Linked DNA regions of Homo sapiens: region 1 is linked to region 2. A link is an interaction called in ENCODE POLR2A ChIA-PET data of the cell type or tissue named here. Cell type or tissue: B cell. All regions are shown on one strand.

The links. Peaks named below come from ENCODE experiments on the same cell type or tissue, not always from the same donor. Only the 100,000 strongest peaks of a DNase experiment are listed, where the experiment ranks them.
Region 1: POLR2A ChIA-PET joins it to region 2 with 8 read pairs; 2 of 35 experiments call an interaction of 5 or more read pairs at or near these places.

Annotation. Positions count from the first base shown.
Region 1 is chr1:160,266,051-160,271,050 of GRCh38, reverse strand. It overlaps the pseudogene RPSAP18. Among named protein-coding and RNA genes, the nearest start is that of DCAF8, 6.0 kb to the right of the region's middle. In B cell, no CTCF peak of the experiment used is centred here; no DNase peak of the experiment used is centred here.
Region 2 is chr1:160,508,357-160,513,356 of GRCh38, reverse strand. All of the region lies in intron 1 of SLAMF6 (SLAM family member 6), which reads left to right. Among named protein-coding and RNA genes, the nearest start is that of SLAMF6, 12 kb to the left of the region's middle. In B cell, no CTCF peak of the experiment used is centred here; no DNase peak of the experiment used is centred here; H3K27ac peaks cover 1,219 bases.

The sequences.
Region 1 (5,000 bases), 240 kb after region 2:
TCTAGGAGGTTGAGTCTGCAGTGAGCCAAGATCACACCACTGCACTCCAGCCTGGGCAATAAAGTGAGACCCTGTCCTAAAAAAAAGAAAAAAGACAACGTGGAACTGGCACAATTGATGTAGTGATCAATGTAATAGAATTAAGATTCCAGAAATAAACTCATATATCTATAGTCAATTGATTTTTGACAAGGGTGCCAAGACCATCCCATATGGAAATAATAGTTTTTCAACAAATGGTGCTGGGACAACTGGGTAGCCACATGCAAAGGACTGAAGTTCGATTTTTACCTCACACTGTTTACAAAAGATAAAATTGATGAGTGATGTAAAAGAGCTAAAACTAAAGTTCTTAGAAGACAACACGGGTAAAATCTTCATGACTTCGGGTTTTGCAAAGTCTCCTTAGATATGGCACCAAAAGCATGAGCAACAACAAAAATATAAGTTGGAACGCATCAAAATTTAAAAGTTTTGTGCCTCAAGGGACATCATGATGAAACACAACCCGCAGAAAGGGAGAAAATATTTGCAAATCACATATCTGATATCTGATAAGAGACTTGTATCTAGAATATATACTTAATAATAAAAAGGCAGTCTGGGCCGGGCATGGTGGCTCACGCCTGTAATCCCAGCACTTTGGGAGGCCGAGGTGGGTGGATCACCTGAGGTCAGGAGTTTGAGGACAGCGTGGCCAAGGTGGTGAAACCCCATCTCTACTAAAAATACAAAAATTAACTGGATGTGGTGGCAGGTGCCTGTAATCCCAGCTACTTGGGAGGCTAAGGCAGGAGAATCGCTTAAACCTGGGAGGCAGAGGTTGCAGTGAGCCGAGATCGCACCATTGCACTCCAGCCCAGGCAACAAGAGCGAAACTCCATCTCAAAAAAAAAAAAAAAAAAAAGACAATCTGGCCCGGGTGTGGTGGCTCACATCTGTATCCCAGCACTTTGGGAGGCCAAGGCAGGAGGATTGCTTGAGCTCAGGAGTTCAAGAACAGCCTGGACAACAAAGAGACTTTGTCTCTAAAAAAAAAAAAAAAAAAAAATTAGCCGGGCATGGTGGCATGTGCCTGTGGTCCCAGCTACACAGGAGTCTGAGGCAGGAGGATTGCTTGAGCCCGGGAGGTCAGGGTTGCAATAAGCTGTGTTCACGACAGAATAAGACCTCTCTCGAAAAAGAACAAAGAAAATCTGTTGGGCATGGTGGCATGCGCTTGTAGTCCTAGCTATGCAGGAGGATCCCTTGAGGCCAGGAGTTCAAGGCTGCGTTGTACTATGATTGTGCCTGTGAATAACCACTGCACTCCAACCTGGGCAACATAGTGAGATGTGGCTCCCTGAAAAATTGTTTTTTGGCCGGATGTGGTGGCTCATGCCTGTAATCCCAGCACTTTGGGAGGCCAAGGTGGGCAGATATCCTAAGGTCAGGAGTTTGAGACCAACCTGGCCAATATGGCGAAACCCAGTCTCTACAAAAATTAGCTGGGTGTGGTGGCGCATGCCTGTAGTCCCAGCTACGCGGGAGGCTGAGGCAAGAGAATTGCTTGAACTTAGGAGGCGGAGGTTGCAGTGAGCCACGATCGCACCAGTGCACTCCAGCCTGGGTGACAGAGCAAGACTTTGACTAAAAAAAAAAATTTTTTTTTTAAAGAAAAGTCAATTTAAAAGTGGGCAAAGGATCTGAATAGACATTCCTCCAGAAAAGATATAAAAGTGACCTATATAAGCACATGAAGAAATACTCGACATCATCAGTCATCAGAGAATTGCAGATCAAAACCACAATGAGATACCACTTCACAGCCACTGGGATGACTAGAATCAAAAAGTGAGATAAGTGTTGTCAAGGATGGGGAGAAATTGGAATTTTCATACACTGCTGCTGTGAATGTAAAATGGTGCAACTGCGTTGGAAAACAGCCTGGCAGGCCGGGCACGGTGGCTCACGCCTGTAATCCCAGCACTTTGGGAGGCCAAGAAGGGCGGATCATGAGGTCAGGAGATCGAGACCATCCTGGCTAACATGGTGAAACCCCATCTCTACTAAAAATACAAAAAATTAGCCGGGCGTGGTGGCAGGCGCCTGTAGTCCCAGCTACCTGGGAGGCTGAGGCAGGAGAATGGCGTGAACCCGGGAGGCGGAGCTTGCAGTGATCCGAGATGGCGCCACCGTACTCCAGCCTGGGCAACAGAGCAAGACTCCGTCAAAAAAGGGAAAACAGCCTGGCAGTTCCTCAGATGTTTAAATATAGAGTTAACCATATGACCCAGCAATTCCATTCATTCCTAGGTATATACCCAAGAGAAATAAAAACACGTTCACACAGAAACTTGTATATTAATGTTGATAGCAACATTATTCATAATAGCCAAAAGGTGGAAACAACTGAAATATTCATCAACAGATGAACACATAAAATGTGGCTCATCCACACTATGGAATATTATTTGTCCATAAGGTGAAATGAAGTACTGATTAATGCTACAACATGGATGAACCTTGAAAATATTGTGCTCAGTTAAAGAAGCCAGTCACAAAAGAGCACATACTATATGATTCCATTCATATGGAAGTCTAGAGCACAGGAATCTATAGACACAGAAAATAGATGAATGGTTTCTTAGGGTTCTGGATGAGGGAATGGGAAGATGGAATGGGGATTAACTTAAAAGGCACTAGGTTTCTTTTTGAGGTGGTGTAAATACTCTAAAATTGACTGTGGTGATGGTCACATGTATCTATGAGTATACAAAAAGCCATTGAAATGTATACTTTTTTTTTTTTTTACTTAGGAATACATTTTTTCCCCAAAAAATGCCATTGAAGTATATACTTTAAATGAGTGTATTTTATACTTTTTATTTGTTTGTTTCTTTTTGCGACAGCCTCTCCCTCTGTTGCCCAGGCTGGAGTGCAATGGTGTGATCTCAGCTCACTGCAACTTTTGCCTCCTGGGTTCAAGCTATCCGCCCACCTCAGCCTTCCAAGTAGCTGGGACTTACAGGTGCATGCCACCACACCCAGCTAATTTTTGTATTTTATTTTGTAGAGATGGGGTTTCATCATGTTGCCCAGGCTGGTCTCGAACTTCTGGACTCAAGCAATCTGCCTGCCTTAGCCTCCCAAAATGCTGGGATTACAGTAGTGAGTCACTGTGCCTGGCCAATTGTATACTTCAAATGAGTGAACTGTATGTGAATTATATGTCTTAATAAAGCTGTTAAAGCCTGGGTGCGGTGGCTTATGCCTGTAATCCCAGCACTTCGGGAGGCCGAGGTGGGTGGATCACTTGAGGTCAGGAGTTCAAGACCGGATTGGCCAGCATGGTGAAACCTTGTTGCTACTAAAAATACAAACATTAGCCGGGTGTGGTGACGGGTGCTTGTAATCCTAGCTACTTGGGAGGCTGAGGCAGGAGAACAGCTTGAACCTGGGAGGCTGACGTTGCACTGAGCCGAGATTGTGCCACTGCACTGCAGCCTGGGTGACAGAGACTCTGTCTAGAGAGAAAGAGAGAGAGAGAAAGGAAAAGAAAGAAATAAAGAGAGAAAGAGAAAGGAGGGAAAAAAGGAAAGGAGGGAGGGAGGGAAAGAGAAAGGAAGGAAAAAAGAAAAGAAAGAGAAAGAAAAAAGAAAGAGAAAAAAGGAGAAAGAAAGCTGTAAAAAAAAAAAAAAAAAGTGCCATTGGCCATCAGGTACATGAGTCTAAAGCCTGAGCTGGAAATAAAGACTTGGAAGTCCCTTTCCGTGCTACCTACAGAGGGGTCCATATGGCGTTGTTCTGGATTCCCGTCGTTAACTCAAAGGGAAACTTTCACAATGTCCGGAGCCCTTGATGTCCTGCAAATGAAGGAGGAGGATGTCCTTAAGTTCCTTGCAGCAGGAACCCACTTAGGTGGCACCAATCTTGACTTACAGATGGAACAGTATATCTATAAAAGGAAAAGTGATGGCATCTACATCATAAATCTGAAGGGAACCTGGGAGAAGCTTCTGCTGGCAGCTCGTGCTATTGTTGCCATTGAAAACCCTGCTGATGTCAGTGTTATATCCTCCAGGAATACTGGCCAGAGGGCTGTGCTGAAGTTTGCTGCTGCCACTGGAGCCACTCCAATTGCTGGCCACTTCACTCCTGGAACCTTCACTAACCAGATCCAGGCAGCCTTCTGGGAGCCATGGCTTCTTATGGTTACTGACCCCAGGGGCTGACCATCAGCCTCTCACAGAGGCATCTTATGTTAATCTACCTACCATCGCTCTGTGTAACACAGATTCTCCTCTGCGCTATGTGGACATTGCCATCCCGTGCAACAACAAGGGAGCTCACTGAGTGGGTTTGATGTGGTGGATGCTGGCTCGGGAAGTACTGTGCATGCGTGGCACCATTTCCCGTGAACACCCATGGGAGGTCATGCCTGATCTCTGCTTCTACAGAGATCCTGAAGAGATTGAAAAAGAAGAGCAGGCTGCTGCTGAAAAGGCAGTGACCAAGGAGGAATTTCAGGGTGAATGGTCTGCTCCAGCTCCTGAGTTCACTGCTACTCAGCCTGAGGTTGCAGACTGGTTTGAAGGTATACAGGTGCCCTCTGTGCCTATTCAGCAGTTCCTACTGAACAATGGAGCACTCAGCCTGCCACGGAATACTGGTCTGCAGCTCCCACTGCTCAGGCCACTGAATGGGTAGGAGCAACCACTGAATGGTCTTAAGCTGTTCTTGCATGGGCTCTTAAGCAACATGGAAAAATGGTTGATGGAAAATAAACATCAGTTTCTAAAAAATAAAAAAATAAAAAATAAAAATAAAAGACTTGGAAGTCATCATTACGTGGATGGTAGTTTTTCTTTTTTTTGGAGACAGGGTCTCACTCTGTCATCCAGGCTGGAGTGCAGTGGTGTGACCTCAGTTCACTGCAACCTCTGCCTCCCAGGCTCAAGAGATCTTCCTACCTCAGCCTCCTGAGTAGCTGGTGCACACCACCACTCCCTGCTAATTTT
Region 2 (5,000 bases):
CATAATTCTCAGAGATTTTGTTTGTTCCTTTTCATTCCTTTTTCTCTAATCTTGTCTGCCTATTTTATTTCAGCAAGATAGTCTTCAATCTCTTAAATTCTTTCCTCCACTTGGTCTATTCGGCTATTGATACTTATGATTGCATTGTGATGTTTTCATGTTGTGTTTTTCAGTTCCATCAAGTCATTTATGTTCCTCTCTAAGCTGGTTATTCTGATGAATAGCTCCTGTAATGTTTTATCCTGATTCTTAGGTTCTTTGCATTGAGTTAGAACATACTCCTTTAGCTCGGCAAAGTTCATTATTACCCACCTTCTGAAGCCTACTTCTGTCAGTTCATCCTTCTCAGCCTGAGCCCAGTTGTGTGCCCTGCTGGAGAGGTGTTACAATCATTTGGAGGAGAAGAGACACTCTGGCTTTTTGAGTTTTCAGCATTTTTTATTGATTCTTTCTCATCTTCCTGAGTTTATCTAGCTTTGATCTTTGAGTCTGCTGATCTTTGGATGGGCTTTTTGTGGGGACTTTTTTGTTGATGCTGTTGTTGTTGCTTTCTGTTTGTTTTTCTTTTAGCAGACAGGACCCTCTTTTGCAAGACTGCTGCAGTTTGCTGGGGGCCCACTCCAGATCCTATTCACCTGGGTCCCTCCCCACCCTGGTGGTGTCACCAGTGGAGGCTGCAGAACCGCAAAGATGGCTGCCTGCTTCTTCCTCTGGGAGCTCCGTCCAAGAGGGGCACCAAACTGATGACAGTGGGAGTGCTCCTGTATAAAGTGTCTGGTAACCCCTGCTGGGGAGTCTCACCCAGTCAGGAGTCACAAGATAAGGGACCCACTTAATGAAGCATTCTGTCTGTCCCTTGGCAGAAAGGATGTGCTGTGGTGGGGGGGATCCTACTTATCCAGACTGCCCAGATTCCTCAGAGCCAGCAGGGGAAAAGACTAAGTCTGATGATCCACAGAGTCCGCAGCCCCAGTACCCACAGGGACTCAATCCCAGGGAGATCAGGGTTCTGTCCATAAACCCTTGGCTGGAGTTGCTGAAATTCCCACAGGGAGGTCCCATTCAGTGAGGAGGGATGAGTCTGGGTCCAGCCTAAAGATGCAGTCTGGCCACAGTCTGCCACAGCTGCTGTGCTGCACCATGGGGAATTCCTCCTGGTTCCAAACCACCAGTCCCTCTGGCACTGGCAGGGGAAAGCAGCAGACAGAAGCTGCAGTGATGGCTGCTGCCCCTTCCCCCAAGAACTCAGTAGTCTTAGACGGTCTCCAGCCAAGTGGCAGCTGAGAATCTGCACAGCTCTGTGCTTGGGATCCAAGGCCCTTGTGGTGTTGGCTCACGAGGGGATCTCCTGGTCCATGGGTTGCACAGATCCATGGAAAAAGCATGGTTTCCTGGGTGGGGTAGCACAATCACTCACCACTTCCCTTGGCTGGGGGTGGGAGCACCCCTTGCCCCATCAGCTTCCAGGTGGGCTGTTGTTCCACCCTGTTTTCCTCACTCCCTGTGGGTCATGCCAACCACCTAGTCAGTCCCAATGAGTGAGCCTGGATACCTTAGTTGCTGGTGCAGGATTCACTCACTGTTTTCGTTCTTCTCAGTGGGATCCTCCAACCACAGCTGTTTCTAGTTAGTCATCTTGGCCCCTCCCCACATTTTATCTTTTCTTACTTATGCTTTTGGTGTCATATATCAGAATCCATTCCCAAATCAAAAATCATGAATATTTATCATTATGTTTTCTTCTAAGAGTTTTAGCTCTTATATTTAGGTGATCGATACATTTTGAGATAATTTTTGCATATAATGAGAGGAAGGGGCCCAACTTCATTCTGTTGAATGTGGATATCCAGTTGTCCCAGCACCATTTGTTAAAGAGAGCATTCTCTCCCTATTGAATGATCTTAGCACTCTTGTCAAAAATCACCTGGCCATAAATGTTTGGGTTTATTTATGGACTCTCAATTTAATTTCATATAGACATCTATAAGTTTATCTTTATGCCAGTACCACACTGTTTTGATTACCATATCTGTATCAGTTTTGAAATTGGAAAGTGTGAGTCCACCAATTTTGCTTTTCTTTTACAATATTGTTTTGGCTACTTGGGGCATCTTGAAATCACATATAAATTTGAGAATTAGCTTTTCCATTTATGAAAAAAAATCAACATTTTGATAAGGATTGCATTGACTCTATAAATTGCTTTTGGTGGTATCGGCATATTAATATTATCTTCCAATTAATGAACATAGGATGTATTTCCATTTATTTAGATTTTCTTTCTTTCAGAAATGTTATTTAGTTTTCAGTGTATTATCTTGAACTTCTCTGGTTAAATTATTGCCAGGTATTTTGTTCTTTTGAATGCTACTGTACATGGAACTGCTTTTCTTAACTTCTTTTTCAGATTGTTCATTGCTAGTGTGTAGGAACAGAACTGATTTTTATACATTGATTTTGTATCTTGCAACTTTGCTGAATTTATTTATTAGCTCTGATCATTTTTGTGGATTCTTTAGGATTTTCTATTTTCAACATCATGTTATCTGTGAATAGGAATAGTTTTACACATTCTTTTTCAATTGAGATGCATTTTATTTATTTTTCTTGCCTAATTGCTCTGGCTAGAACTTCCAGTTCAATATTAAATAGAAGTGGTGAGACTGGGCACTGTTGCCTTTTCATGCTGTTATTTGAAAGGCTTTTAGTCTTTTATCCTTGAGTAAAATGTTAGCTGTGGGTTTTCATAAATGCCTTTTATCAGACTGAGGAAGTTCCCTTCTATTTCTAGATTCTAAAGTGTTTTTATTTAAAAGGTGCTGGTTTTTTTCAAATGTTTTTTCTGCATCAACTAAGATGGCCATTAGTCTATTTTTCTTCATTCTGTTAATATCATATACTGCATTGATTGGTTTTCATGTATTGAACCACTTTTGCATTGCTGAGATAAATTCTACTTGGTCATGGTGTATAATCCCTTTAATATGAGCTGGATTCAGTTTGTTAGTATTCTGTTGAAAGTTTTTGCATCAATATTCATAAGGGATATCAGTCTGTAGTTTTCTTTTTTCTGATATTTTTGGCTTTGGTATCAGGGTAATGCTGACCTAGTAAAATGACTTAGGAAGTGTTTTTCTCCTCTTCTATTTTTGGGAAGAGCTTGAGAATAATTGAAACTAATTATTCTTTGAATAATTAGTAGAATTTACCAGTGAAGCCATCTGGATTTTCTTTGTCAGGAGGTTTTTGAGTACTGATTCAATCTCTTTTCTTGTTATAGGTCCTCTTTAATTTTTTATTTCTTCTTAAGTCAGTCTTGGTATTTTATGTGTTTCCAGAAATCTATTTCATCTAGGTTATTCAATTTGTTGGCATATAGTTATTTATAGTGTTCTCTTAATCCTTTTAGTTGTTATTTCTATAAGATCTGTAGTAATGTCTCCACTTCTATGTCTACTTTTAGTAATTTGAATCTTTTCTATTTTATTCTTTGTCAATCTAGCTAAAGGTTTGTCAATTTTGTTTATCTTTTCAAAGAACCAACTTTTGGTTTCATTGATTATTTCTCTTGTTTTTCTATTCTCTATGTTATTTATCTCTGCTCTAATTTTTATGATTTGCTTCATTCTAATAGCTTTGGGTTTAGTTTGCTCTTCTTTGTCTAGTTTTTTAAAGTGTAAATTTCCTCCTTCTTTATTTTTTTAATATACTTTAAGTTCTAGGGTACATGTGCACATCGTGCAAGTTTGTTACATAGGTATATATGTGCCATGTTGGTTTGCTGCACCCATCAACTCGTCATTTACATTAGGTATTTCTCTTAATGCTATCCCTCCCCCAGCTCCCCACCCCCTGACAGGCCCCAGTGTGTGATGTTCCCCACCCTGTGTCCAAGTGTTCTCATTGTTCAATTCCCACCTATGAATGAGAACATGTGGTGTTTGGTTTTCTGTCCTTGTGACAGTTTGCTGAGAATGATGGTTTCCAGCTTCATCCATGTCCCTACAAAGGACAAGAGCTCTTCCTTTTTTATGGCTGCATAGTATTCTATGGTATATATGTGCCACATTTTCTTAATCCAGTCTATCATTGTTGGACATTTGGGTTGGTTCCAAATCTTTGCTATTGTGAATAGTGCCACAACAAACATACGTGTGCATGTGTCTTTACAGTAGCATGATTTATAATCCTTTGGGTTTATACCCAGTAATGGGATGGCTGGGTCAAATGGTATTTCTAGTTCTAGATCCTTTAGGAATTGCCACACTGTCTTCCACAATGGTTGAACTAATTTACACTCCCACCAACATTGTAAAAGTGTTCCTGTTTCTCCATATCCTCTCCAGCATCTGTTGTTTCCTGACTTTTTAATGATAGCCATTCTAACTGGTGTGAGATGGTATCTCATTGTGATTTTGGTTTGCATTTCTCTGATGACCAGTGATGATGAGCATTTTTTCATATGTCTGTTGGCTGCATAAATGTCTTCTTTTGAGAAGTGTCTTCATATCCTTTGCCCACTTTTTGATGGGATTTTTTTTTTCTTGTAAATTTGTTTAAATTCTTTGTAGATTCTAGATATTAGCGCTTGGTCAGATGGGTAGATTGCAAAAATTTTCTCCCATTATGTAGGTTGTCTGTTCACTCTGATGGTAGTTTCTTTTGCTGTGCAGAAGCTCTTTAGTTTAATTAGATCCCATTTGTCTATTTTGGCTTTTGTTGCCATTGCTTTTGGTGTTTTAGTATTGAAGTCGTTGCCCATACCTATATCCTGAATGGTATTGCCTAGGTTTTCTTCTACAGTTTTTATGGTTTTAGGTCTAACATTTAAGTCTTTAATCCATCTTGAATTAAATTCTGTATAAGGTGTAAGGAAGGGATCCAGTTTCAGCTTTCTACATATGGCTAGCCAGTTTTCCCAGCACCATTTATTAAATAGGGAGTCCTTTCTCCATTTCTTGTTTTTATCAGGTTTGTCAAAGATCAGATGGTTGTAGATG